Regions from separate parts of the Homo sapiens genome. Here all the other regions are linked to region 2. A link is a contact called in ENCODE Hi-C or POLR2A ChIA-PET data. All regions are on one chromosome and are shown on one strand. The core of a region is the stretch at or near the end of the contact, and the rest is flanking DNA. Distances in the headings are between cores, read along the strand shown.

What was found. Hi-C counts contacts between places; a loop is a spot of excess contacts on that map. ChIA-PET counts read pairs that join two places held with the same protein, here RNA polymerase II (POLR2A). Pooled maps may share reads with other maps.
Region 1: a loop to region 2 is called in a pooled map, with 11 times the contacts of the local background. The contact joins the promoter of MINDY2 here to the promoter of POLR2M in region 2. A Hi-C loop is called at or near these places in 1 of 37 single-sample maps with no recorded cell type and 15 of 50 pooled maps. POLR2A ChIA-PET finds 5 or more read pairs at or near these places in 3 of 52 experiments (CD4-positive, alpha-beta memory T cell, GM12878 and activated T-cell).
Region 3: a map of CD4-positive, alpha-beta T cell shows a loop between it and region 2 (6-fold over the local background). The contact joins the promoter of BNIP2 here to the promoter of POLR2M in region 2. A Hi-C loop is called at or near these places in 1 of 168 maps with a recorded cell type or tissue (CD4-positive, alpha-beta T cell), 2 of 37 single-sample maps with no recorded cell type and 10 of 50 pooled maps. POLR2A ChIA-PET finds 5 or more read pairs at or near these places in 3 of 52 experiments (CD4-positive, alpha-beta T cell, CD4-positive, alpha-beta memory T cell and PC-3).
Region 4: a map of sigmoid colon shows a loop between it and region 2 (24-fold over the local background). The contact joins the promoter of SLTM here to the promoter of POLR2M in region 2. A Hi-C loop is called at or near these places in 4 of 168 maps with a recorded cell type or tissue (CD8-positive, alpha-beta T cell, gastrocnemius medialis, naive thymus-derived CD4-positive, alpha-beta T cell and 1 more) and 15 of 50 pooled maps.

Annotation. Positions count from the first base shown.
Region 1 is chr15:58,767,718-58,773,747 of GRCh38, forward strand. MINDY2 (MINDY lysine 48 deubiquitinase 2) reads left to right here and starts at 3,585. Exons shown (of 9, transcript NM_001040450.3): 1 at 3,585-4,518. The coding sequence starts at 3,679. It overlaps MINDY2-DT (MINDY2 divergent transcript), which reads right to left and starts at 3,257. Exons shown (of 2, transcript NR_135474.1): 1 at 2,670-3,257; 2 at 355-1,162. RefSeq lists an enhancer at 2,522-3,447 and a silencer at 3,260-3,539.
Region 2 is chr15:57,703,749-57,710,075 of GRCh38, forward strand. It overlaps POLR2M (RNA polymerase II subunit M), which reads left to right and starts at 2,966. Exons shown (of 4, transcript NM_015532.5): 1 at 2,966-3,207; 2 at 4,966-5,610. The coding sequence starts at 3,095. GCOM1 (GCOM1, MYZAP-POLR2M combined locus) reads left to right here. Exons shown (of 17, transcript NR_104371.3): 14 at 2,186-2,624; 15 at 4,966-5,610. RefSeq lists an enhancer at 2,861-3,080 and a silencer at 3,401-3,450.
Region 3 is chr15:59,688,070-59,694,811 of GRCh38, forward strand. It overlaps BNIP2 (BCL2 interacting protein 2), which reads right to left and starts at 1,251. Exons shown (of 10, transcript NM_004330.4): 1 at 1,066-1,251. RefSeq lists an enhancer at 957-1,605 and a silencer at 1,019-1,528.
Region 4 is chr15:58,928,351-58,935,207 of GRCh38, forward strand. SLTM (SAFB like transcription modulator) reads right to left here and starts at 5,329. Exons shown (of 21, transcript NM_024755.4): 1 at 5,054-5,329; 2 at 4,006-4,093. The coding sequence starts at 5,215. RefSeq lists silencers at 4,686-4,945, 5,316-5,495 and enhancers at 4,996-5,235, 5,526-5,665, 5,686-5,775.

The sequences.
Region 1 (6,030 bases), core at 2,335-4,834, 1.1 Mb after region 2:
GCAATCTCGGCTCACTGCAACCTCTGCCTCCCAGGTTCAAGCGATTCTCCTGCCTCAGGCTACCAAGTAGCTGGGATTGTGGGCGTGTGCCACCACACCCAGCTAATTTTGTATTTTTAGTAGGGACAGGGTTTCTCCATGTTGGTCAGGCTGGTCTTGAACTCCCGACTGCAGGTGATCTGCCTGCCTCAGCTTCCCAAAGTGCTGAGGTGACAGGCCGTGAGCCACTGCGCCCGGCCTTGAAATCTGTATTATTCTTATTTATATTTCATGGCCTAAAATACCGTAAAATGCTTAAACCAGCAGCATATATTTTAATCTATTAACATCTCCAATTCTTTTTTAGGCAGAAAATTCAAATTTAAGAACAGGATTTATTGTTTATGGATTGACATGGAGATCAAAAGCACACACAACTCCTAAATTCAACATTCTGAAAAAGCTCTCCATTATCTTTTCTAATTTTCCTGTTGTCCAAGAGTAGGATGTGGGTGGAGGATTACCTAGGTGCCGAGGCAAGAGACTGAAGGCACAAACTGTTTCAGTATAATAAAGAAAATAGTTAGAATAAGAATAGTCATAATACAAATTAGATATAGAGATGATCATGGACAATTATCAATCATTATTATAAACATGATTAATCATTAGCTTTTAATATTACTCTTTGTTGCATTACTAATATAACCTAGGAATAACCAGCGGGTATAGGGTCAGGTGCTGAAGGGACATTGTGAGAAGTGACCTAGAAGACAAGAGGTGAGCCTTCGGTCACGCCCGCGTAAGGGCCGCTTGAGGGCTCCTTGGTCAAGCGGTAACGCCAGTGTCTGGGAAGGCACCCGTTACTTAGCAGACCGTGAAAGGGAGTCTCCTTTCCTTGGAGGAGTCAGGGAACACTGCTCCACCAGCTTCTTGTGGAAGGCTGGATATTATCCAGGCCTGCCTGCAGTCCTGGGGCCTAAATCCCTCCCTGTGGTGCTGTGCTTCAATGGTCACGTTCCTTGTCCACTTTCATGCTCCTCCCATACTCCTGGTTCCTCTTTGAAGCTCGTAGTAGATAGCGGTAGAAGAAACAGTGAAAGTCTTAAAGTCTTTGATCTTTCTTGTAAGTGCAGAGAAGAAAATGCTGACGTATGCTGCCTTCTCTCTCTGCTTCAGCTACCTAAAAGAGAAGGCCCCCGCCATCCTGTAATCACGTGACTTGCTTCATCTTGTCAATCACTTAAAAGATTCACCCTCCTTACCCTGCCCCCTTGTCTTGTATGCAATAAATATCAGCGAGCCCAGCCGTTCGGGGCCACTACCGGTCTCCGCATCTTTACGGTAGCGGTCCGCCGGGCCTAGCTGTTTTCTCTTTATCTCTCTGTCTTGTGTCTTTATTTATTACAATCTCTCGTCTCTGAACACGGGGAGAACACCCGCTAAGCCCCGTAAGGCTGGACCCTACAGTTGGACATATACCATAGTATCATGTCAATGCGGATCACAAGGTCAGAAGTTAGAGACCAGCCTGGCCAAGGTAGTGAAACCTCGTCTTTACTAAAAATACAAAAAAAATTAGCTGGACCTGGTGGCGTGCGCCTGTAGTCCCAGCTACTTGGGAGGCTGAGGCAGGAGAATCACTTGAACCCGGGAGGTGGAGGTTGCAATGAGCTGAGATGGCGCCACTGTACTATAGCCTGGGTGACAAAGCGAGACTGCGTCTCAAGTGGGAAAAAAAAAAAAAAAAAAAAAAAAAGGGGCACAGTCTTCTGCATTCTCAGGTAAACAAGAATATAAGTATCCAACATTCATGTATTATATGTAATACATATTATGTGTGGCCGGGCATGGTGGCTCACGCCTGTAATCCTAGCACTTTGGGGGCCGAGGTGGGCAGATCACGAGGTCAGGAGATCAAGACCATCCTGGCTAACACGGTGAAACCCCGTCTCTACTAAAAATACAAAAAGTTAGCTGGGCGTGGTGGCGGGCGCCTGTAGTCCCAGCTACTCAGGAGGCTGAGGCAGGAGAATGGCGTGAACCCGGGAGGCGGAGCTTGCAGTGAGCCGAGATCGCGCCACTGCACGCCAGCCTGGGCGACAGAGCAAGACTCCGTCTCAAAAACAACAACAACAACAAATTAGCCAGGCATGGTGGCGGGCGCCTATAGTCCCAGCTACTCGGGAGGCTGAGGCAGGAGAATCGCTTGAACCCGGGAGGCGGAGGTTGCAGTGAGCCAAGATCGTGCCACTGCACTCCAGCCTGGGCGACAGAGAGAGACTCCGTTTCAAAAAAAAAAAAAAACAAAAGCAAAAACAAAAACAAAAAAACATATAAGTATGTATTAAAAAATAGCAATAAGAAAAAAAAAGACAGTAAGCTCCATGAAGATATAAGCTCCGTGATCCACTATGGCATCTCCAGTGACAGACAGCATCCAGCAACTTACTTGGTACTAAAATGTATTAAAGGAATGAATGAAATACTACTTTGCAATCTTGTCTGCCTTCTCTAACCAACAGAGGTGCAAAAATATCACATTCTAATTATGTATCAGGTATTTATATGTCTGCGAAGGAAGACCTGTCTCGTTAATTTTTTATCCCCAACAGCCTAGAAAATGTTGAAAGAAAAAAGATGGGGGAAAAAGCCCTTTTCTGTAACAAGTTAGAATAGGACCCACATACATTTTGTTACTAACAAAACGTCCAGCTTGTCTTTCTTCTTTGAAAACTGCATGGCCTTAAGAGGAGTCCATTCTAATTAGGAAAAAAGTCACCTTTTCAGAAGCAGGCGCTTCCCACTCCATGCAAAGTGAAGCCAAGTTAGCAAAACCGCAAAGACTTGGCTAATTCAAATACAAGCTAATTTATTATTATTGGCGCAAATTAGCCACTTTCTTTTGCTACGCATGTCAATGTCCACAATCATACCGACCCTTTCCTGTAGGGCGAATGTCTCACCAGTAGCTGGTGAGAAGCACAGCTCTTCTCAGCCAAAACCGACAGAGACTGGAATTTGTGCAGTGCAGTAATCCAAAGCCGTCGAGTAGATATGCCTGCTTTAAAATCTGCATCTCGTAAGAAATGCCTTAATTTTCCATATTAGGAGCTGAGAAACCAAGTCCCCTGAGCCCTTCAGGGACAAGTTCTTTTCCAAATACTACAACCACCTCCAACCACCCAACAATGCCTCAGGCCGAGGGTGGGCCACACGCGACCCAGCGCTAAAGGGTCACAGCCAAGCTGTCCGCCTCCTGCCTTCCCTTTAAAGAAGCCGCACACAAGGGAGCTGCCCGGGAGTTCAACTTCCGGCCACATAGTGAGAGGATGTTTTCCTACTGGAGCTGAGCCGCGGGGGCGCGCCCCCCGGCCGCGCCCTCCTAGCCACGCCCTCCACGCCCGGCCTTCCGAGAGCGAGCTCGGTCGGACGCACGGAAAGGGCTGGGCCACGTGGGCGGCTGCTGAGTGGTTCGCCTTCGCCTCTCAGCGCGCAGTCAGGCGGAGGCAAGCTCAGAGCGCACGGACAGAGCGGTAGCGCGCGCCCGCGCGCGTTCTTAGTACTCTCCCCGGTGACGTGCCTGACCGAGGCCGCGCCAGGGCGCTGTTGCTGCCAATACAGCTGTCATGGCGTCCAAGGCGCTGGCTGCGGAGAAGTGGCCGCGGTCTCCATAGAGCTGGGGGCGGGCGGCCCGGTATGGAGAGCAGCCCCGAGAGCCTGCAGCCGCTAGAACACGGGGTGGCGGCCGGGCCAGCGTCAGGGACAGGTTCTTCGCAGGAAGGGCTACAGGAGACCAGGCTCGCCGCTGGTGATGGTCCTGGGGTATGGGCGGCGGAGACCAGCGGCGGGAATGGGCTGGGGGCGGCGGCCGCCAGGAGGAGCCTCCCGGACTCGGCTTCTCCCGCGGGCTCTCCTGAGGTTCCCGGACCCTGCAGCTCCTCCGCGGGTTTGGACTTGAAGGACAGTGGTTTGGAGAGTCCTGCTGCCGCCGAGGCGCCTCTGAGAGGGCAGTACAAGGTGACCGCCTCCCCGGAGACAGCCGTGGCCGGAGTGGGTCATGAGTTGGGTACCGCCGGAGACGCGGGAGCCCGCCCGGATCTCGCCGGCACCTGCCAAGCAGAACTGACCGCCGCCGGCTCCGAAGAGCCCAGCAGCGCCGGCGGCCTCAGCAGCAGTTGCAGCGACCCGAGCCCTCCTGGGGAATCTCCGAGCCTGGACTCTCTGGAGTCGTTCTCTAACCTGCATTCTTTTCCCAGTAGCTGCGAGTTCAATAGTGAGGAGGGAGCGGAGAACAGGGTCCCTGAGGAGGAGGAGGGCGCGGCGGTGTTGCCCGGGGCTGTTCCTCTGTGCAAGGAGGAGGAGGGGGAGGAGACCGCTCAGGTGCTGGCGGCCTCCAAGGAACGCTTCCCGGGACAATCTGTGTATCACATCAAGTGGATCCAGTGGAAGGAAGAGAACACACCCATCATCACCCAGAATGAGAACGGACCCTGCCCCTTGCTGGCCATCCTCAATGTTTTGCTCCTGGCCTGGAAGGTACATTCTGCAGCTTTCTACTTCCTACAGCTTTTGGGGTGGAGGAAAACGGGGTGAGGGAGCTGCTGCATGTCAGGTGATGGCTTCCTTTCTTTCCTCATTCATCAGTCCCCTTCTTACATGAAATTCATTCCAAGACTTCCATGTTGAAGGAATATTCCTTTATACATATATCGAAAAGAATTGCCCCTAACCTCAGTCTTCTCTTGTAGTGTTTAAGAGTTCAACATTCAATTGTGGTTGATACACTTAGAAACAAGAAGGACTTAGAGCATCTTAAATCTTATGATTATTTTAAACTATAATTTCCTACATTTTCTTACTGACCTTATCACATATGCAAAAAAGTGAAGAATTGGAGAAAGTAATCTTCAGAAGTTACCATCAATCCGTGATATCATGGACTAAGTTTTCATGGTTATATTTAGTTTGATTTCCAACTAATGCCCCATTTGTGTGTAGATACTTAAGAGAATGGTGATGGGGAAGATGTGGCTCTTTAGACAAATTCCATTTAAGGAAAAGCATTGGTCTGAGACCCAATTACCGTAACTTCTTGGTTTTCAAAGATTGTTTTCATTTTATGCATGATTTTTACTTGCCTCATTTCTTTGGCTCTCCTTAAATGGTTTGGCATTATTACCAGTAACCATGCATCCGAATGTGTTAAGGGAGCTAAAACTCTAAAGAACTAAAATAAGAAAAGGTATGTCTAAGGTGAAGGAGCAAAAAAGGGAAAGACCCTTAAAAATAGGTATGTTGAGGACTCAGAGCGAGTTACCTGTCAAATGAAGTGTCTCATTTAAGCTTGCAGTGTTAGGGTGCTGAGAAGATGCATCTCACAGCACCTATTTTATTTTCAAATTGATAATTATATCTGTAGATGCAATGTTTCCTAGGAAAAAAAAACAAAACAAACTGGGTGTGGTGGTGTGCGCCTGTAATCCCAGCTACTCCGTAAGCTCAGCTACTCTGGAGGCTGACACAAGACAATCGCTTGAGCCCAGAAGTTTGAGACCAGCCTGGGCAATACAGTGAGACCCTATATTAAAAGAAAAAGAAAAATAACCTGGATTCTTCTAAACACTTAGGTAGAAAATCAAGTAAAGGGAATAGTGTTTATCAAACATGCCTTTATCTTCCTGTCGCTAGCAAGGACTGATAGAAAAGAAATAAAATTAGAAACCTTGCCATTGTCTGGTGCATAATGGCACTGAGATGTTTTAAGTGAAGACAGTACCTGCCCTTAAAAGGCTGTCAAGCTGTTTGAGGTGGCATCATTAACTTACTGGAAACTGTTTAAGAACAAGAAATAGTAAGTTATATGAGACAAGTGGTAGGTAAACTGTGGTAAATCTGTGGAAATGCATTTGATATTCAAAAAGGGGACATTTTCCTTTGGTATGGCGTAGTCCTAGAAAACTTCATGGGATTTATGGGTCTTGAACCAATCTTTTTTTTTTTCGTTTGTTTGTTTGTTTTAAAGACAAATTAGAGCAATTTAACAGATCT
Region 2 (6,327 bases), core at 1,716-4,215:
AAATTTCTCCATTTTATATCTTCTTCTCTAGACACTGCTGTGAAAATTTGTGTCCTAGATATTTATTTTTTGTTTCATAAATTATAAAAGAATACTTTGCCTATTTTCCTTTTGAAGTGTAAATAGGCTGCAAGTAGTCTGCTTCTGTTGTAGAGTGATGTTTTCCACTTGCCATGCTTCCTGGTTACTGACAAAATTAGACAGTTTGTGCTTGGATGCTGGTGGGAATTTAGATCTGTATTATGATATCTTGAAGCCCTAAGCCATACTGTATAAAAGATTCTATCCCAAACCACTGAAAAATCTACACAGTAATGATGATTAATTATATAAAAAGCTTAAGATTTGCATATAAGAAACATTTCATTAAGAGAAAGAGGAATATGGGGGAAAGGTAGAGAAAAAAATATGAGAGAAGGAGATTGTGTCAATTACTACATGCTATGTTCCTGAGAGGAGACAGAAAAAGTACAATTATAGCTCCCTCACAGAAAGGACTTTACAATTTTGTTAGGAAAGGAAAAAGAAATCTCGATGCATAACACAATTAGAGAAGTATAATATGCTTCATGCAGTGAGGTTCCAACTTTAACTAAGCCCTATAATTGTGCTGAAAAGAAAGAGAAGTTTGGTTTGGAATAACATGGGAAGGTTCAGGGAGGAGGTGAGACTTCAGCCAAGACTTACAATTGGCAAGGGGAGAAGAGATAGCCTTCCACAAAAGGGTAACAGAAGGGGGCAAAATTCTGAGGCCTAAAAGAAAGGCATCCTTGCCTTGGGGACACCTGTGGCCTACAATCAGCACATGGGGAGTTCACTACTGTGGGAGAAATAAAGGCCTCCAGCTGGGGTCCAGGGGTGGGGTGAGGGAGGCTTGCGGGGTGCTTATCACTGTAAACCAAAAATAAAATTTGAAGGTCCGCCCTCAACCGTCTGAATGGACTTCCTCCTGTAGTCCAGGGTCCTCCAAATTTAACCTAAAAGACTGGCTTAGGCCATGATGGGAAGCTGAGGTCAGACATGCCTCATTATGCCCTTCTTTCTTTTAGAATCCAGGAAAAGCTACACAGCATTTAATATCAACACATATACCTTGAGTCTGATAAGAAACACAACTTACTTTCTCTGAAGCCTGCTAACTGGAGGCTTCATCTGCATGATAAAATTTCGGTCTCCACAAGTTCTTATGCTAACCTAGACATTCCTTTAAATCAATTACCAATCAGAAAAAAACTTAAATTTACCTATAACTTGGGAGCCCATCTTGCCCCACACCCGCTCTGCTTTGAGTTGTCCCACCTTTGTGGATTAAGCCAATGTTTATCTTAAATGTATTTGATTGATGTCTCATGTCTCCCTAAAATGTATAAAACCAAGCTGTGCACCAACCACCTTAGGCACGTGTTCTCAGGATCTCCTGAGGGCTGTGTCACGGGCCATGGTCACTCATATTTGGCACAGAATACATCTCTTCAACATTTTACGGAGTCTTTTTTTTTTTTTTTTGTCAGTACCACAGACAACCACCTGACTCGAGGACCTTACCTATTTCTCATTCAGCCAATGCTGCAGCACGTTATTAACGTCCTTGAAAGCAAGTCTTATACAGAGAAAACTTATTTTGATATATTAATGAATCTGATCAGAATGGACCAGATTGGGGGGATAGATAAATGGTTGCAATTGTGCTCCCTGGAATAGCTTTGGAGTTTACCTAGATCTTCTGTCTCTTTAGGACAGAGCTGCTTGTGTTTATATAGCATCTTACACAGGATTGAGACAACTTCAATTTCCTATATCAAAAAATCGGGGGAGGGCGGTGGGTTATGGGGGTGTTCAAACCTCCCAAGTGACATCTGCTGTGACTGCATGTCTTCCTACTCTTTCCACTGGGATGCACCTCTGGTAGCTGAACTATAACGAGAAGGTAAAAGCTGTGTCCAATACCTATTAAGCTGCCTTCTTCTCAACAGCTGGGGAGGTGGCGGGGGTGGGGGGGGGCGGAGGGAAGTCTTTTCAACAGTTTTACACATTTGGAAATAGGCCTAAAGTGAAGAAGGGGATTTTCAAATTGGTGTGTTGGAAAAGGGGCTGGGCTTTTGAGTTTGAAATCTGGTGCTGTCACTTACTGGTTTTGTGCCCTGGGAATATTTATTTCAGTTTTCATGCCTCTGTTTTTCTATAGGCAAAGTAGAAAATTCGAAAAGGTCCTCAACGAGTTTGTACAGCTGCTCCCACTCCCTCATCACCTCTTGTGGGCCTTTGGAAATGTATGTTGGAGGAGACATTTTGGATTGTTGCAATGACTTGGGAGTGCCATAGCACCTAGCAGGCAGAAGCCAGAAACACCAAATGTCTTAACAATGCTTGAGGCGGTGCTACAAATGAAGTCCTTCTCCAAATGCATTGAGCCCCAAGAAAAATCGCTGATTCTGAGGAACCTTCCAACTTTAACAATTTCAGGACGTCCCTAAGCTGAGCTAGGAGGCACCACGCACAGGCCGGAGGCACCACGCACAGGCCAGAGTCTCCCAAATCCTGTCCCGCACTCTCTCCCACCTTATTAATGGCCAGCTCATCTTTCAAGTTTCGACTTGAACCACTTCTCAGAGATATCTTCCCAGGTGCCCATCCCAACGTTACTATTATATCATAATTTGATTCTCCCTCCCCCCATCCCCCCGCCAACTCTGTAAACCCCAAGTATAACACAGGACGTTGCTATTTGTTGACTGACACATAGTGCTTGGTGAGGTCACGCTGGCGCTGAATACTTTTTGTATAAACCGACGAACAGCTGATGACCGCATGAATGCTCACACAAGGGGAAAGGGCGCCAAGCCAAGGAGCCGGCGTCATCCGACGTAACTTCCGCCCTTTAACGCTCCTGCGGACGCCCCCTTCTCCCAGTCCGTGTTTGTTTCCGGAATTTCAATAAAGCTCGATTCGGCTCGAAGAAGACCCCGTTCTTCCGGGAAAATGGCGACTCCCGCTCGTGCCCCGGAGTCACCGCCGTCCGCGGATCCGGCGCTAGTAGCGGGGCCTGCCGAGGAAGCCGAGTGCCCGCCGCCGCGCCAGCCTCAGCCCGCGCAGAATGTGCTCGCTGCCCCGCGGCTTCGAGCCCCAAGCTCCCGAGGACTTGGCGCAGCGGAGTTTGGTGGAGCTGCGGGAAATGTTGAAGCGCCAGGAGAGACTTTTGCGCAACGAGTAAGCTGGGGTCCCGCGGAGTCTCCGCCAGGCTCCTTCAGCTCGAGCTCCCTGGGCGCTCCCCTCCCCTCCCGCACTCTGTTCCCTTCCCTGGAAGGTGACTTTGACTCAGTCACATTCGCTTCAGTCCTACGGGCGAGTGGACGGAGGGCTTGCTGCGGCAGAGCCGTGCCTCTTCCTGGCCAGGCACGTATGCCTGCGAGGATAGCTCGGATTGAACGGCTACCTGGCGTTGCAGGGAGTTAGTAGCCCCTGGTCGGTTTTATTTACCCGGGGACTGTGGTGGTTCCATGAGTCTGCTTTCTAAACCCTTTTGTCGCCCGCACCCCTAACCCATAACAGATTGTCAGCTTCATCTCTGGATTCTAAGCTTACAGGAACCGTAGGAAATGGGAAGAGTGGGATATGAAGAGGGGTTTATTAGGCCGGGAAAGTTCGACCCTCATTCAGCTGGCTGGTTGAACGGATTTTAGCAAGGGAGCCACGTAATAAAAGTGATTTTGTTTTTTAGGCAGCTTTGTTCAGCAGCTTGTTGCAAAAGATGGTTTGAAGGAATAAAAAGCAGAAGACAGTAGAAGGATATTTTCAGAGAGACTTCCCACGAGACACTTGTAAGAAAGTGAGCTAGGAAGGGATTGGGAGAACTTTTAAGCATGGACTAATTTAAATGCAGTTGACAGAGATGGCTGAAGTTTCCAATCTATATGGAAGACCACTAGCAAAAATAGGAAAATTCAGGGAGAGGAATAGATCCAAGGTTGATTTTACTTAGGGTGTGCAGAGTTGAGAGGAGAGCAGGACAGACATTTGGTTAATCGAAAACCAAACACTTAAAAGCTGGAGAAGTAGTCATGAGGCTCAAGAAAGAGAGAACCCTGGAAAAATACAGAAAACAGGAATTTCAGCTGTAGAGTGTTGTTAATAGTTGAAATTGTGGGGATGAATGTAGTGTCAAAAAGAACAGAGGACTTAAGGTGTAATTTTTTCTTTCCATTTATTGTATAGTTAAAGAAAAGGGAATCAGAAAAGGAACTCTGTCATCCAGCAAAAGGGACAAATAAATAATTGGTTGGGATCAAGACATGTGTTTTGACCTTGTGAGAATAGGTTTTGAATGTATAGCAGTGAATTAACTTTTTGGTCTCAGGACTCCGTTATACTTTAAGAATTATTGACATCCCAAAGAGCTATTTTATGTGTTGTATCTAGCGAAATGTATTTACTTATCAGAAATACGTCTGAAGTCTTTAAAACATAAGCATACACAAGCACACATTCTATTCTAGAACAATGATGTCATCACATGCCATGTAGCCTCTGGAAAACTCCACTGTACCCATGCGAGAAAATGAGAGGGAAATAATATCTTAGTATTATTATGAAAGTAGTTTTGACCTAATAGGCCCATCCCCACACTCCACCCCATCCCCAAATTTTGGAGATTGCACTTTAATGACTGCTGGTTCTTGGAATGTCTTATGTGATTATTATATGCTTAAAATACTTTTGCTGAAATTCTAATTTGCTGAGACAAATGAGGCATATATTCCCTATTCTTCCTGCATTCCCTTGTTTTTTGGGCTATTTGGATAATGACCATTTTAATTGTTTTATTCTTGTTTTGGGGCAGTTAGAAATCAGATATTTGACTTAAAAATCAGCTTTTCTTTCTTTGAAGATAATGCCTTGCCTTTTTAATGTTATATCTCAAGTTAAAAAAATGGCTGTAATGTAATAGTATTCTTTTCCATTTGACAGAAAATTCATTTGCAAATTGCCCGACAAAGGTAAAAAGATCTTTGACTCTTTTGCCAAACTGAAAGCTGCCATTGCAGAATGTGAAGAAGTTAGAAGAAAAAGTGAACTGTTTAACCCTGTTAGTTTAGACTGTAAGCTAAGGCAAAAAGCAATTGCAGAAGTTGATGTGGGTACAGATAAGGCCCAGAATTCTGACCCGATACTTGATACTTCATCACTAGTTCCTGGATGTTCCTCTGTAGATAACATCAAGTCATCTCAAACCTCACAAAACCAGGGACTTGGACGTCCTACTCTTGAAGGTGATGAAGAGACTTCAGAGGTTGAGTACACAGTGAATAAGGGCCCAGCTTCCAGCAATAGAGACAGGGTACCACCTTCATCTGAAGCTAGTGAGCATCACCCGCGGCATCGTGTTTCAAGTCAAGCGGAAGATACTTCCAGCAGCTTTGACAACCTGTTTATTGACAGGTTACAGAGGATCACCATTGCGGACCAAGGTGAACAACAGTCAGAAGAAAACGCAAGTACTAAGAACTTGACAGGCCTTTCCAGTGGGACTGAGAAGAAACCTCATTACATGGAAGTGCTAGAAATGCGAGCCAAAAACCCAGTGCCCCAGCTGCGTAAATTTAAAACCAATGTGTAAGTACCCTCGGAAACAGGCCTGTAACAGGAACGTGATATTTGTTAAACTCAAAAATTTACGAGAAACTGGGTGTGGTGGTGCTTGCCTGTAGTCCCAGGCTACTCAGGAGGCTGAGGTGGGAAGACAGCTTTGAGTCCAGGAGTTGTAGACCAGCTTGGGCAATATAATAAGACCTTTTCTCTTAAATAAGTCAGGAGAATGCTCTAAGTTCCGTGGGCTTTGTATGAGAACTACTTGTAGTTAGGAAATAACATGTTGTGGCAACACTGAGACCAGCCTGGCCGGAGTAGAAGATTCATGTTGAAAAATATTTAGTTTTGAAACCAAATAATCGACAAGGTCTTTTAAAGCACATGGGGGAGTGTTAAATTTTAGGATGCTTAGCCAGTATTTCATAATAAACACAGAGTTGGAGAGAATTTATTATGACTTCTTTTTTTCAGAACCATTTTTTAGTGTACAGCTTTGATTAGTGTACTATCAAAGTGTACTCTCTTTGATTAGTCTGTGAACTAAGGGTAAAGCAATTGCAGGAGCTGATGGGCTTTCCAGCAGAAATTATTTGCATGCTCACTGTATGTAAGCAAGCAGCAGGTGTTGTGGGGACACAATTAAGTCAAGATTCTTAAAACTCCTTTGCCTTTTTTGATGTTAAATCTCAAGTTTAAAAACATGGCTGTAATGTATACATGTGTAATGTAATACAATACCAT
Region 3 (6,742 bases), core at 1-2,500, 2.0 Mb after region 2:
GTTTGCAGAAGTGGATCTGTCATACTTCCGGTCTAAGCCCAGCAGTATTAGGCTGCACTAGAGAATATGAAGACTAGGAATAGAGTTTAGAGAAAATGTAAACCAAAAAGAACTAAGAATATGTGCAAAATGATCAAGAAACTAGTCTGCAGGGGTAACTTAATTGGGTAAGGTCAGTTGTAACTTTGAGGAAACATCCATTTACAAATTACAGAATTTGTTTCTACAATTGCAGAGATTCCTATAAAATGTTAGAAAAACTACATTTAATTGAAAATACGAAATCAGGTATTAGGTGAAATAGAGATCCTAATCAAGAGAAGGTGAGAATGAAAAAAGCAACACTAAAATGCAATCACATAGTTTATTCAATTAAATAAATAGGAGGCACCGTAACTATCTTGATGCAACACCGGAAAAGCTGTTTCGTCAAAGAGCTCACAAGACACAGACAAGTAACTCTCCAGCGGCATGAAATGCATCCAGAAATCCAAACCATTTTGCCAGGTATTTAAACAGAAAGGGTTGTGTCTAGATTCACGCGGGGACTCGGCTTTTGACGTACACACTCTGTATTTGGTTTAGCGTACTAGGGAAGATCTATTAAAGCCCTGATTACTTATGCTGCTTCCGTGTCTATTCCCCGCGGTTACGAGGCATACCAGAAGTCCAAGTTTCTTTGTTCTGTACCAGGACGGACGCTGGTCATAAATACTGAACCATCGTAGCCCAGCCACTTCACCCACACCAGGGTAAAAGGGTGGGGGAGCGGAGGAGGGGCAAGGTTCCATCCCGAGCACAACTACCAGAAACGGAAAAGCGACGGGGTGGGGGGCCAAACTGCCAAATACAAACAGGACCCAAGCCAAGGGCGGGGACCTAAGCAGGGCGGGGATCCAGGAAGCACCTCCCGAGCAGGTTCTATGGCTCCCCCTACCAAGGGTAACTCTCTGGGTTTCCTCTCCCCGGACGTCGTGGGCACGCGCCCGACAGACTTTCGCCCCTAGGCCGGTTCCCAGTCCAGCTCCGGAGCCACCGTGCCGAGTTCTCCCAGGCCGCACTCACCCCGGAGGAAGCCTTGGCCCCCTCGTCCTCTTCGCCCCTCCAGGCCGGCGACGTGGGGCTGACGGCCAGGTCGCAAAAAGCAGGGCCGAGCGGAGCCCGCTCCCCTCGGTCGGCGGTGGAGACCCCGGCCCAATCCCCCGGCCGCAGCGGTACGGCGTCGGCGGCAGCAGCTGACCCGGACACAGTGAGAAGCCCCGGCGGAAGTGATAACATCCCGACCTCCTCCGGGCGCGGCAGCCGGCGGTGGAGGCGGCGGGGGCGTGGCGGCGGCGGAGGCGTGGCGTCTTCTTGAAACCCACACAGCATCCCCCCAACCCCCTCAGACGTCACGGGCTAGCGCTCGCGCCTGCACTCGCGGGGTCGGCCTTCCTTGCCTGTGGGCGGACCCGTCGCGTCGACTCCTTATTGGTGGCGTTACTACGCCTCAAGGCGTTTCTTCCCTCTTTGCTGTTCGCAGGGACGCTGCCTGGTAGTTTCAGTTACTTTTGTTTTCTTTCTGCCTGCCTTTATTGATCATTACAGTAGGTGAAATTATCGATATCAATAATAATATTGTAATACAATAGGTGCAATTATCAATATCAATATTATTACAACAGGTGCAATTATCAGTATCATTACAATAGGTGCAATTATCAGCGATCAATAATGTGAATTATAAAATGGATGAAATAAGGGGAGGAGGTCGGGCGCGGTGGTTTACGCTTGTAATCCCAGCACTTTGGGAGGGCGAGGCGGGTGGATTACCGGAGGTCAAGAGCTCGAGACCAGCCTGGCCAACATGGTGACACCTCGTCTCTACTAAACAAACAAAAATTAGCTGGGCGTGGTGGCGCGCGTCTGTAATCCCAACTACTCAGGAGGCGAGGGCGGAGGCGGAGGCGGAGTTGGAGTTTGCAGTGAGCCGAGATCGTGCCATTGCACTCCAGCTTGGGCAACAGAGCAAAAACTCCGTCTCAAATAAAAGGAAAAAGGAAAAAAAAAAAAAAAGAAAAAGAAAAAAAAGAAATAAGGCGAGGAAAAATATCCGAGGCATCATTTTGGGGAGTTAGGCCTCAGAAGCGACCTTAGAGTTTGGTAATATTTGAGTGTGAAAAGCTTTACAGCAGTGCTTCTCTTCACTGGGGGAACGGTCGGTTTATTTTTTTCAATTTTCAATTAGTTTTTGACAAGTTAATAAAACAGAAAAATGAAAAGACATACAAAGTCCAAGTCAAAACTTTTTATCGTTAGAGTTAACAGCCATAAAATTACCTGCAAAATTGACATAGAGTTTTCTACTCTCTCTCTGTGAACCATTTGCAAACAGTTCTCAGAAGAGCCCAGGTCTATAGACCATGGTTAGAGTACTCAAGGTAAACTACTCAAATTAGACCATACTCAGCTGTAGAGTTTCAACCAAATGAGATTTGTTTGGAGAACATCATAGTCTCTCTCAGTTGGGCGTGCTGGCTCATGACTGTAATCCCAGCACTTTGAGAGGCCGAGTCGGTAGATCGCCAGACCTCAGGGCAACATGGCGAGACCCCATCTCTTAAAAAAAAAAAAAAAAAAAGAGACAGAGAAAGAAAGAAAGAAAAAGAAGCAAAGAGAAAGAAAGGAAGAAAGAAAGAAAAGAAGAAAATTAGGTGGGCTTGGTGGCATGCACCTGTGGTCCCAGCCACTTGGGAGGCTGAGGTGGGAGACTCTCTGGAGCCTGGCAGGCGGCGGTTGTAGTGAGCCAAGATCGCGCCACTCCACTCCAGCCTGGGTGACAGCGAAACCCTGTCTTAAAAAAAAAAAAAAGTCCCTTTCCAAAGTTTCATCTGATAAATCCATAGAAAGGCTCAGCATCAAGTATTTGGGTGATTCCATTGGGGTACGATCAGGCCTGAGGGGAACAGAAAAGCTCAAAATTTTAAATCATTGACTAAAAATGCAGCATTCTGCCTGGATTTCACATTGCTTTGGCAACATTTACCCACCATTGGTAGATTAAAGTCCGTCTCTTTGATAAAATGGGAAGAAAATAGTACCTACCTTATAGGGTTTTTGTGAGATGAATTCATATATATGTATTAGGACCTTGGTTGTCATATTGTAATCACATTTAAGTATTAGGTATTCTTTTTATCCTAGTCTAGCAATTTCACTAAATAGCTAGTAGAGAAAACAAAACTGATCAACAGAGCTTTAGCTAAACAACTACTTGGGCCAAGAAATTTCATCTTGATTTACAGAAGTTTTTGTAGTTTCATACTTTGCTTCTTCAGTTCTGCAATGTGCAGAATTCCCCACAGGGTGGCAGAAAATCACTGGAAATCATATATAGTTATGTGATTTCTTTTTTTTAAGATCTTCAGTTCCTTCTTCATTTTAGTAACTTTATTATTTAATAAGCTTGATCAGTGTTTGCTTTGGTTTCGAGTAAGCCATCCTATTACTTATCTTTTTATCCCTATCTTGTTAATTATCCATACTTATTGTTGAAACATTACAAACTACAAGTAAGCCAAAAAGATAATTATTATTAACATATTTATGTATAGCCTTTCAGATTATATATATATATATATTCACACACATATATATTTTATGTATAAATTGCACATATAAGTCTTTATAAAAATCAGATAATGTACTTAGTGGTTTATAATCTCCATTTTCTTCTTTTCATTTAAAATATGAGCTGGGTGCAGTGGCTCACACCTGTAATCCCAGCACTTTGGGAGGCTGAGGTGGGTGGATCACCCGAGGTCAGGAGTTCGAGACCAGCCTGGCCAACGTGGAGAAACCACGTCTCTACTAAAATTACAAATATCAGCTGGGTATGGTGGTGGGCACCTGTAATCCCAGCTGCTTGGGGGTGCTGAGGTAGGAGAATCACGTGAACTCAGGAGGTGGAGGTTGCAGTGAGCCAAAATCACACCATGCACTCTAGCTTGGGCAACAGAGTGAGACTGTGTCTCAAAAATAAATAAATAAATAAAAATACAGATTCTGAGGCTTCACCCTCTACAGTCTATGGAAAGATATGGGAATCTATATTATAAAAATAAATAATTAAAATATATTATGAACTCTTTTTCAAGTCAATAAATACATTCCAATGCTATTATTTTCATTATGGATAATGTATATATTAAACAATCCTTTATTGAACTTTTAGATTGTTCCTTTTTTTTTTTTCTTTTGAGACAGGGTCTCACTTTGTTGCCAGGCTGGAGTGCAGTGGCATGGTCTCAGCTCACTGCAGCCTCCACTTTTTGATTTAAGTGATTCTCGTGCCTCAGCCTCTGGAGTAGCTGGGATTATAGGCATGTGCCACCATGTCTAAGTTGTGTACTTTTGGAGAGACAGGTTTTTGCCATGTTGCCCGGGGTTGTCCTGAACTCCTGGCCTCAAGTGAACTCCTGCCCACCTTGGCCTCCCAAAATGCTGGGAATACAGGTGTGAGCCACCACGCCCGGCCTTGTTCAATTTTTTTTTTTTTTTTTTTTTTTGAGATGGAGTCTCACTCTGTCGCCCTGGCTGGAGTGCAGTGGTGCGATCTCGGCTCACTGCAATCTCTGCCTCCCGGGTTGAAGTGATTCTCCTGCCTCAGCCTCTCAAGTAGCTGGGATTACAGGCATGCACCACCACGCCTGGCTAATTTTTGTGTAGTAGCGACAGGGTTTCACCATGTTGGTCAAGCTAGTCTTGAACTCCTGACCTCAGGCAATCCTCCCGCCTTGGCCTCCCAAAGCGCTGGACAACACTTCATAGGTGTTCAAAAAGTCAGAAACATAGGACTAATTTATTTTCAAACAATGTATTAGTAACATTTCGAAATAATATTGCTCAATATATTTTCCTTTGACTTCCACATACTGTCTTAGGTAAGTGTCTCTAAAGAAATAAATGGAATTGTTAATCCAAAATACGATGTTAAATATACACTGTAGGCCAGGCGTGGTGCTCACGCCTGTAATCCCAGCACTTTGGGAGGCTGAGGTGGACGGATCACCTGAGGTCTGGAGTTGGAGACCAGGCTGGCCAACATGGTGAAACCCCACCTCTACTAAAAATACAAAATTTAGCTGGGTGTGGTGGCACACATCTGTAATCCCAGCTACTTGGAAGGCTGAAGCAGGGAAATCGGTTGAACCTGGGAGGTGGACGTTTCAGTGAGCCGAGGTCGCGCAACTGAACTCCAGCCTGGATGACAGAGCGAGACTCTGTCTCAAAAAACAAACAAACAAAAAAACCCACTGTATTCCCTGTGTTTCCAGACTTTTTGGACAAGATTTAGGGTATTTTTACAATTACTTATTGTTTCCTTGAATAGGCAGATATTTAAGCTCTTAAAAATTGGGGAAAAATTCCGTGGAAAAAAAAGCATGGCTTCCAGCCCTTATGCCCTACATAGCAGGTAACACTTGGAGAGTGATACATTAGCTCAGAGCCATGGTCAGCCTTTTCTTGTGTAGTTTTTGGTGTTATGTTTAAATAGGCATTCCTCACACTAAAATTGTATAGTCACTGTTGTTTTCTTTTTCTTTTTTTTTTGAGACGGAGTCTCGCTCTGTCGCCCAGGCTGGAGTGCAGTGGCGTGATCTCGGCTCACTGCAACCTCCATCTCCTGGGTTCAAGCAATTATCTGCCTCAGCCTCCCAAGTAGCTGGGATTATAGGTGCCTGCCACCACGCCCAGCTAATTTTTATATTTTTAGTGGAGACAGGGTTTCACCATTTTGGCCAGGTTGATCTTGAACTCCTGACCTCGTGATCCGCCCGCCTCAGCCTCCCAAAGTGCTGGGATTACAGTGAGCCACTGCGCCCGGCCCATCACTGTTGTTTTCTTCTGGTGGTCTTATAGTTTCTTTTTCTTTTTTCTTTTCTTTTTTTTTTTACATATGAATATTAAATCCAATTGGCATTTTGTGTATGTGCTTATGATATGAATAGGGAGTCTGACTTTACTAAACTGACTAAAGAGTTTGTGTAAAAGCATTTATTGAATAATCCAGTAATTCTTGAACTCACCTAGGACTCAGTCAAATGAATGTTTACTTTCAAAGTTGTCATTTTAGATTACCCACTTCTTTCAAGTATCCATTCATTTGATACATCTTTATTTACTTATTTAAATATTTATTTAGAAATGGGGTCTTGCTATTTTACCTAGGCTGGTCTCGAACTCCTGGCCTCAAGCAATCCTCCTGCCTCAGCCTCTCGAAGTGCTCTGCCATGCCCGCTTGAGATATATATATATATATGTTCTGAGACAGGGTTTCACTCTGCCATCTAGGCTGGAGTGCAGTGGCACGATCTTGGCTCACTGCAACCTTCGCCTTCTGGGTTTGTGCCTCAGCCATCAGAGTAGCAGGACTATAGGCGTGTGCCACCACACCCGGCTAATCTTTTTACTTTCATTTTTTAGTAGAGACAGGGTTTCGCCATGTTGACCAGGCTGGTCTCCAACTCCTGACCTTAAGTGATCTGCCTGCTTCAGCCTCTCAAATTGCTGGGATTACAGGTGGGAGCCACCACACCTGGCCAGTAAATCTTTATTGAACAATATCATAAATCAATGCTGTTGGGCCCCGAGGATGCAGGAAAAAAAAAGACATAGTATCTGCATTCAAAGAGCTTATCAACTGGTTAGGGAGAGGAGCAATGAAGACAATAAACAATTTGGTGGATTGAGGTGACCTTGG
Region 4 (6,857 bases), core at 4,079-6,578, 1.2 Mb after region 2:
ACCGTAAACTTCAATGGGTGAAGCTTTCTCCTAAGTTACTTATTTAAAAGTTCATAACAAAGAGAGTGTGAAGACTCAGGAAAGCCATTCTAAGATACAAACATCTACTCTATTAACTACATGTAAAGGAATTTTATAAATATGTTGATATAAATGTCAGAGCCCACTATAACATTATCAACATTGTTTGTGCTTGTAATAGCTGCATTTAAAAAATATTCTAGGAGAAACTTAAAAATGTAGGTTCCTTTCCCTCTAACCTCTCTAAATAGAATCATTTTAACATACATTTTTAAAAGAAAGTTACCCTATAGTTATTTTATAAAAGAATAAGCTCAATGTTTCACCAAAGTATTTTTTCCATACCTATGAAGCTTCTCGTCATTTAACTTTTATTCACTACCTTAATATTGTCATAAGAATCATTTCTTTTCCTGACCAGCTATTATATATTATGTCTCGCTGATGTCTACATAATTACCTCTACGTAATCCCCTTCTTGGCACTTTTCGTTTTCTAATAATTTGTGCTGAAGAAAAACGATACTGATTTCCTATGAGCTTACCTGTTGCTTCCTTAAACATCATTTTAGTTAAACAGAAAGCATTTTCTTCTCATTTTTGTCTATATAATTATTAAATTTCAGAACTAAAAGAGCCTTACAGGGGACCTAGTAAAATTTCCAGTTTTACAAAAGAGAAAACAGGCGCACTGAAGGAAAAGTGGCATAACCAAGATGAAATTATTTTCAATGTAGATACCAGTAAGTAAAACAAGATCTGGCAAAAAGAATTGAATGTAGTAATTCAGCAACTTGATTGAAAAACTGATTATCAGCCAGGTGCGGTGGCTCACTTTGGGAGGCCGAGGCGGGAGGATTACCTGAGGTTGGGAGTTCAAGACAAGCCTGACCAACTGGAGAAACCCGTCTCTACTAAAAATACAAAATTAGTTTGGAGTGGTGGCGCATGCCTGTAATCTCAGCTACTCGGGAGGCTGAGGCAGGAGAATCGCTTGAAACCGGGAGGCGGAGGTTGCAGTGAGCCGAGATCACACCATTGCACTCTAGCCTGGGTGACAAGAGCGAAACTCCATCTCAAAAAAAAGAAAAGAAAAGAAAAACGGACATCACATTAAAACAATATTTAATATATCCTTGGTTTTCAAATCTGTTCATTATTGATATTTTAATAAGTTTCCCTATACAAATTTGGTTTCTAAAAGTTATTATTTAAACATCTTAATTCTTTTTTAAAATAGAGATAGGGTCTCACTATGTTGCTCAGGCTGGTCTTGAACTACTGGACTCAAGCGATCCTCCCACCTTGGCCTTTTGGGATTATAGGCATGAGCCACTGCACCCGGCCTAAAATAATCTTATCACTTTGTAAAATGGCAGAGAAAACATCTCTGCCATTTTAGAACTCTGCCATTTTAGAAGGCTAGAACTGAGTTGGTATGACGCATTTAAGCAAAACTGGCTCTAAAGATGATCAGTAGCGCTTGGAATTTGAGACAAGAGCATTCTTTAATAAGTAAACTGGGTTCAAAATCTCTCATATTAAAAATAATAAAAATAAAATAATTGAATCAATAAGCATCTTTATTGTAAATTAATTCAAACTGTTTGGAGTTGGAGATTTACATTATATTCTTTGTAATTCACAAGATTTTCATAACAATGATAGCCGGATTTCAAGAAGACTAGAGCTTTTTGTCATGCATCTCTTAGAATGAGGCCTGCTACAAACAAATGATTGAATGTTACAACTTCTTTTTTTTTTGAGATGGGGTCTCATGCTGGACTGCAGTGGAGTGACCTTAGCTCACTGCAACCTCCACCTCCTGGGTTCAAGCGATTCTCCTGTCTCAGCCTCCCCAGCCTCCCGAGTAGCTGGGACTACAGGCACGCGCGCCACCATGCCCAGCTATTTTTTTTTTTTTTTTTTTTGTATTTTTAGTAGAGATGGGGTTTGGCCATGTTGGCCAGGCTGCTCTCGAATTCCCGACCGCAGGTGATCCACCCGCCTCAGCCTCTCAAACTGCTGGGATTACAGGCGTGAGCCACTGCACCCGGCCCCCAAATGTTACAACTTCTAACTGAATACCTTAAGACCTCTTAACATCAGAGTTATGGAATAAAGTTCAAGTATAACCCATACAAAGAAAAAAATTAGCAAACATACTGATAAAAATAAATAATGTTTACTTATTTAAAATGTTGTGGTGGCACATGCCTGTAGTCCCAGCTACCAGGGAGGCTAAGGTGGGAGGGATCACTTAAGCCCAGGAGTTTGAGGCTGCAAAGAGCTAGGCACCACTGCACTCTAGCCTGGGCAACAGAGCAATACCCTATTAAAAAATATATATATATATCATATATGATATATATACACCTATATATAATCTATATATCATATATATAGATATATATACCTGTCATAAAATGTATTGAAAAAACCCTTAAAATTTTATATTGCTGAAATTATTTCTAATAATAAGAGATAAATGATGTTCCTAGTCAAAACTGAAAAAGGGATATACAGAGAAATTAAAAGTAGGTGAGAAAGGAATAAATCATGTTTATTTTCAATGCTAAAATAATAGTCAACTCAAACAACCTGGGACTATGATTAATACACAGTACCTGTCAAACTAGCACAGCATGCTAGGTAAAAGATATGAATCAAAACTACTGCAAGACACATGGTTAATTCCTGATATACTTATTTCTGAATTTCTATCGTTTTCCATTTTGAAATAGCCTCTGGTTTGTTGGCAGTCTTCTCATGACAAGCTTCTTTAAATACAGAAAATGTATCTCTCAAAGTGATACACTGAGTCAGAGTTATCTTAAAAGCTACCTTTAAGATAACTTTTTTACTTCTCTAAACTACATCCCCACCTCTCCCAGGGAATGCTTATTAGCCCTTTTCAATTTCCTTTGGCACAAACAGGGGACTCTCCTAACCTAGGAAGACTTAAAATAGTGAGTTGTCCTCATCTCTGATACCCAGGTGTGCTTAAGATCAAAATTTAATATTCCCTTTTCAATATTAATCCATTCATTTTATTTTAGTTGCAATCATTCAGTGGTTGGGAGTAACACTTGGATCACTTAAAGCAGTAAAGAAAATTAGATTACAAAAAATGCAGCAGCTGTTCATGACAAACTCTGCATGAAAATTGTAGGTAAAGACCAGAATCCAGATATATCATGTCCACCCTCTGCCACTGTCCTTATAGGAGGGAGAAATTTGCAGTTATTCAAATAAAGGTTTCATTTACCAAGAAGCTTTAAAAAATACCTAAGTTCCATTCATACTGCAAAACGTTCATTTAAAACCACTTTTAGCTAGTCACTAAATCATTATATCCTAGAAATAAATATATTTTGCTCTAGCTTAAAAGTTAAAAATAAGAATCTTTAACATCCCTATAATTTAAAACTTTTTTAAGCTAATTAATCATGGATTTTTCCCTCTACCTTGTTAGTATGATTGGTGAGGTCTTTTTGAATTTCACTAAAAATTAGGAGGTATAATGGCATAAATGCAAATTAAGTTCACCAAGTCAAACAAAGTACTAAACATAAAGGTTATAGAATTTTAATATACTAAAGAAAACAGCAAGGAGGCAAGGTAAAAGATTTGGTAGGAATTCCATCAAAACTCTGCCAATTGTGGGGCAAGGTAGACATGTGTTAAACTGTATTTTATTCAGGTCTTCACACTATGAAGCATCATTACACAACTTGACTTTGTAATTTTTTCCGGAAGCAATAAAGAACTGTTCTCACTTTCTAATCAGCTTCAGCCGAATCTTAAGGGCTACAAGTCACCCAAAGCCTGGCAACAGTAACTTTTCTTCCTTGACCCAAGAAGGCAGACTGCCAGAGGGAAATAGCAAAGAGTAGCACTATATAAACAGGGCAAGAGGCACAAGAGCAGAGGCAAGTTATATAACCAAAATATATTTTAAAACATGTTCATAACTCGTAACAACCTTTGCCTTTAGTTGGTTTCTTGTTTGGAGTATCAGTTGAAACAGTTAATTCAATATTATCTGGATCGCCTCCTTCCTCTTCAATAGCCTACATTAGAAAGAGAAGTTAATATGCTACACAATCTATCTAAACTTATTTTATAAAAACGAAATGAAAAAAAATTTAGCAAACCTCAAGCCTCAAGACATTAGAATTGCCAGTCATTTCATCAACCGACTTCAAAAATGAGCAATTAAACTACACGAAAGAGTGAGAGAAACTTTCAGGGGAAAAAAATCATTAGGTATCAAAATCGCAAGGAGTTTTAAATTCTACCGTGTCAAGATAATTAAATATCACATCATACTGGCCAAAAATCCAAATATGTTCTATTGCAGAAAAGTTGCTAGCTACTAAAGTAAATAACTAAAAAGAGTTTTCCTAGTTTCTGTAATGCAAACTTACTGCTCCTCTGCTACAATTCCAACGCTCACTCAAACCAGAAAGCTAATCAGGAAAGAAAAAGTAATTATTGCGCTGATGCAAAAACTAAAAGCCTAGTGGAAAACAAAAACTCTGTCACCCACCCATCAACTCCCACTACCAATTCCCCCTCAAGATGGGGAAGAAACGGTTGGGCACAATTAAACGGTAACTTCGCAGAAGTCACCAAAGTAACCATTCCCTCTGAGGCCAAGAAATGCACACGCTCACCATGGCTAAAGGCTGGGGAGCCAGCGCCTCCCAGGTCTCCGCGATCGCCCTTGGGAGGCCGCGCCGGCCGGCCGCAACCCTCGCAGCCTGGCGGGGACGTCCCGGGGAGGCGGAGGCACGCTGGGCTGCGGTGGCCGGTCCCTCGCAGGCCCGGCCCGGCCCGGGGCGCGGGGCGGGGGCACCGCGGAAGGGTCCCCGTCCTCCACGCTCGCGGGAGCCGCCCCTGGCCTCCCTACCATGCCGTTCCGCAGGTCCCAGCGGCTGCGGGCAGCCGGAGGCTGCGGCGGAAGCGGGGCGCCGAGGCGCGGCCTAAGTTCCCCTTCCCGGTCCTTTCCGGTCCTCGCCGGGCCTCACCTGCTTGAGTCGGGAGATGAGCACGGTCTTGACTCCGGTGATGTCTAAGTTCCGCCGCTTCAGCTCGGACTTCAGATCGATGACCCGCAGATCGGTGATCTTTTTACCTTCCGCCTGACCCGAGGCGGCCGAGGCTGCCACCGCACCGGTAGCGGCAGCCATCTTAGAAGAGCAGCGCGCTGCCGAGGCAGCGAGTGGGCTGCAGGGCGGCGGCAGCAGCGCCAACTTCCACCCAGGCCTCGGCGGCCGCCGGCGCCGCGCAGCGCTGCGCACAATGAGCCGCTGGCCCCTCCCCCGGTCCGCCACCCTAGCGCAACCTGCAGCAGCAGCCGCCAGCACCCGGATGACGGCCGCGCGTGCGCGTTGGCGCAGGGACCGGCAGCGGCGCGCTCGGTCGAGCGGGCCGCGGCCACTTGGGCGGTGCGCTCCCTTGTGTGGACTGGGAGGTCGGGCACGTCCTACCGCAGCAACGTCCGCCGCGCCGCCGTTCTCTCGTCGCTTCGTTAGCCATTTTCTTGCAACGTCTTGAGTCTTGAGCAACAACGATGTGCGGGCACTGAATGACATAGTGCGCGCGTTACTCAACACAAACCGAGGGGGCGCGTGCGCGCGCTGAACCTCTCAAGGAAATACTTTATCAGTTCTGCTGAATAATCGAAAAATTGTCGCCGGTGTGCACCAACGAACTAGGTTCCCCGAGTTCCATTCAAAAGACCTCAAAGCAGTTCTAGGGCTGTTAGTCCAAAGAATAGGAAGGGCTGGCCTTTGACACATGGCTCATTGGCTGTCTCAGGAGAAAACATCATCGCCCTGCCCATGGCAGCTTAGGTTATTCTAGGGCTGCCCTTCCTCACTTGAAAAACAGGAAAACTTCTTTCTTGTTGGCCTCAGGTTTGCTATCCTCCCCGGTAGACCTGATGGCTCAACACGAAATTGTTCAATGAAAGAGAAAACTAGCTTATAAGTACTTGTTGCCGTTATCATATACTGTGTTCACTATTTTGCCCCCCAAAATTTGGGATTCCAAGAACAGTGAGCATCTTCTTATGGAGGATCGGCCTGTACAAGTGAGTACCTATTTGTAATTTTACCTTGTATTATTCATTATCAAAGTGCAAGCATTGATAAAATAAAACGATTCTATAAATTCCATAAGGTGATTATGATGCACAATTAACTATACTGTATTTCCTGGTTTTACAACTTAAATTCCTGAGATCTGACTCACTTTAGGTTACTTTTTCTGATTGGCTCAAAAAAAAGGAAGACTGGACATTATAAAAGAATACCTGACATTAGGGTAGTTCTTTACAGTTTATAAGGCACTTTGACGTACAGTAACCCCCTTAATCCTTCCCAAGTCTGTCAAGTAAATCTCCGTGAGGCTTAGAGAGATTAAATGACTTGCCCATGTTCACACAGCTGGTATGTGGCCGAGCTGTGCTCAAATCCCAGGCTCCTGATTCCAAATCCAGCTCTGTCTCTGCTACAACATTGGATTCACAATAATAGAAGTTTAGAATGCAAGACTCCTTAGAAATCTTCTGGCCCATCACTTGAGGTCAGGAGTTCAAGACCAAACTGGCCAAGATACAGGGTTTAGTAGAAACCCCGTCTCTACAAAAAATACAAAAATTAGCCGGGTGTGGTGGTGAGCACCTGTAATCCCCGCTACTCGGGAGACTGAGGCAGGAGAATCACCTGAACCCGGAAGGCAGGGGTTGCAGTGAGATCCGGCCGCTGCACTCCACCCTGGGCAACAGAGCAAGATCCTGTCTCAAAAAAAAAAAAAAAGTCTGGGTGC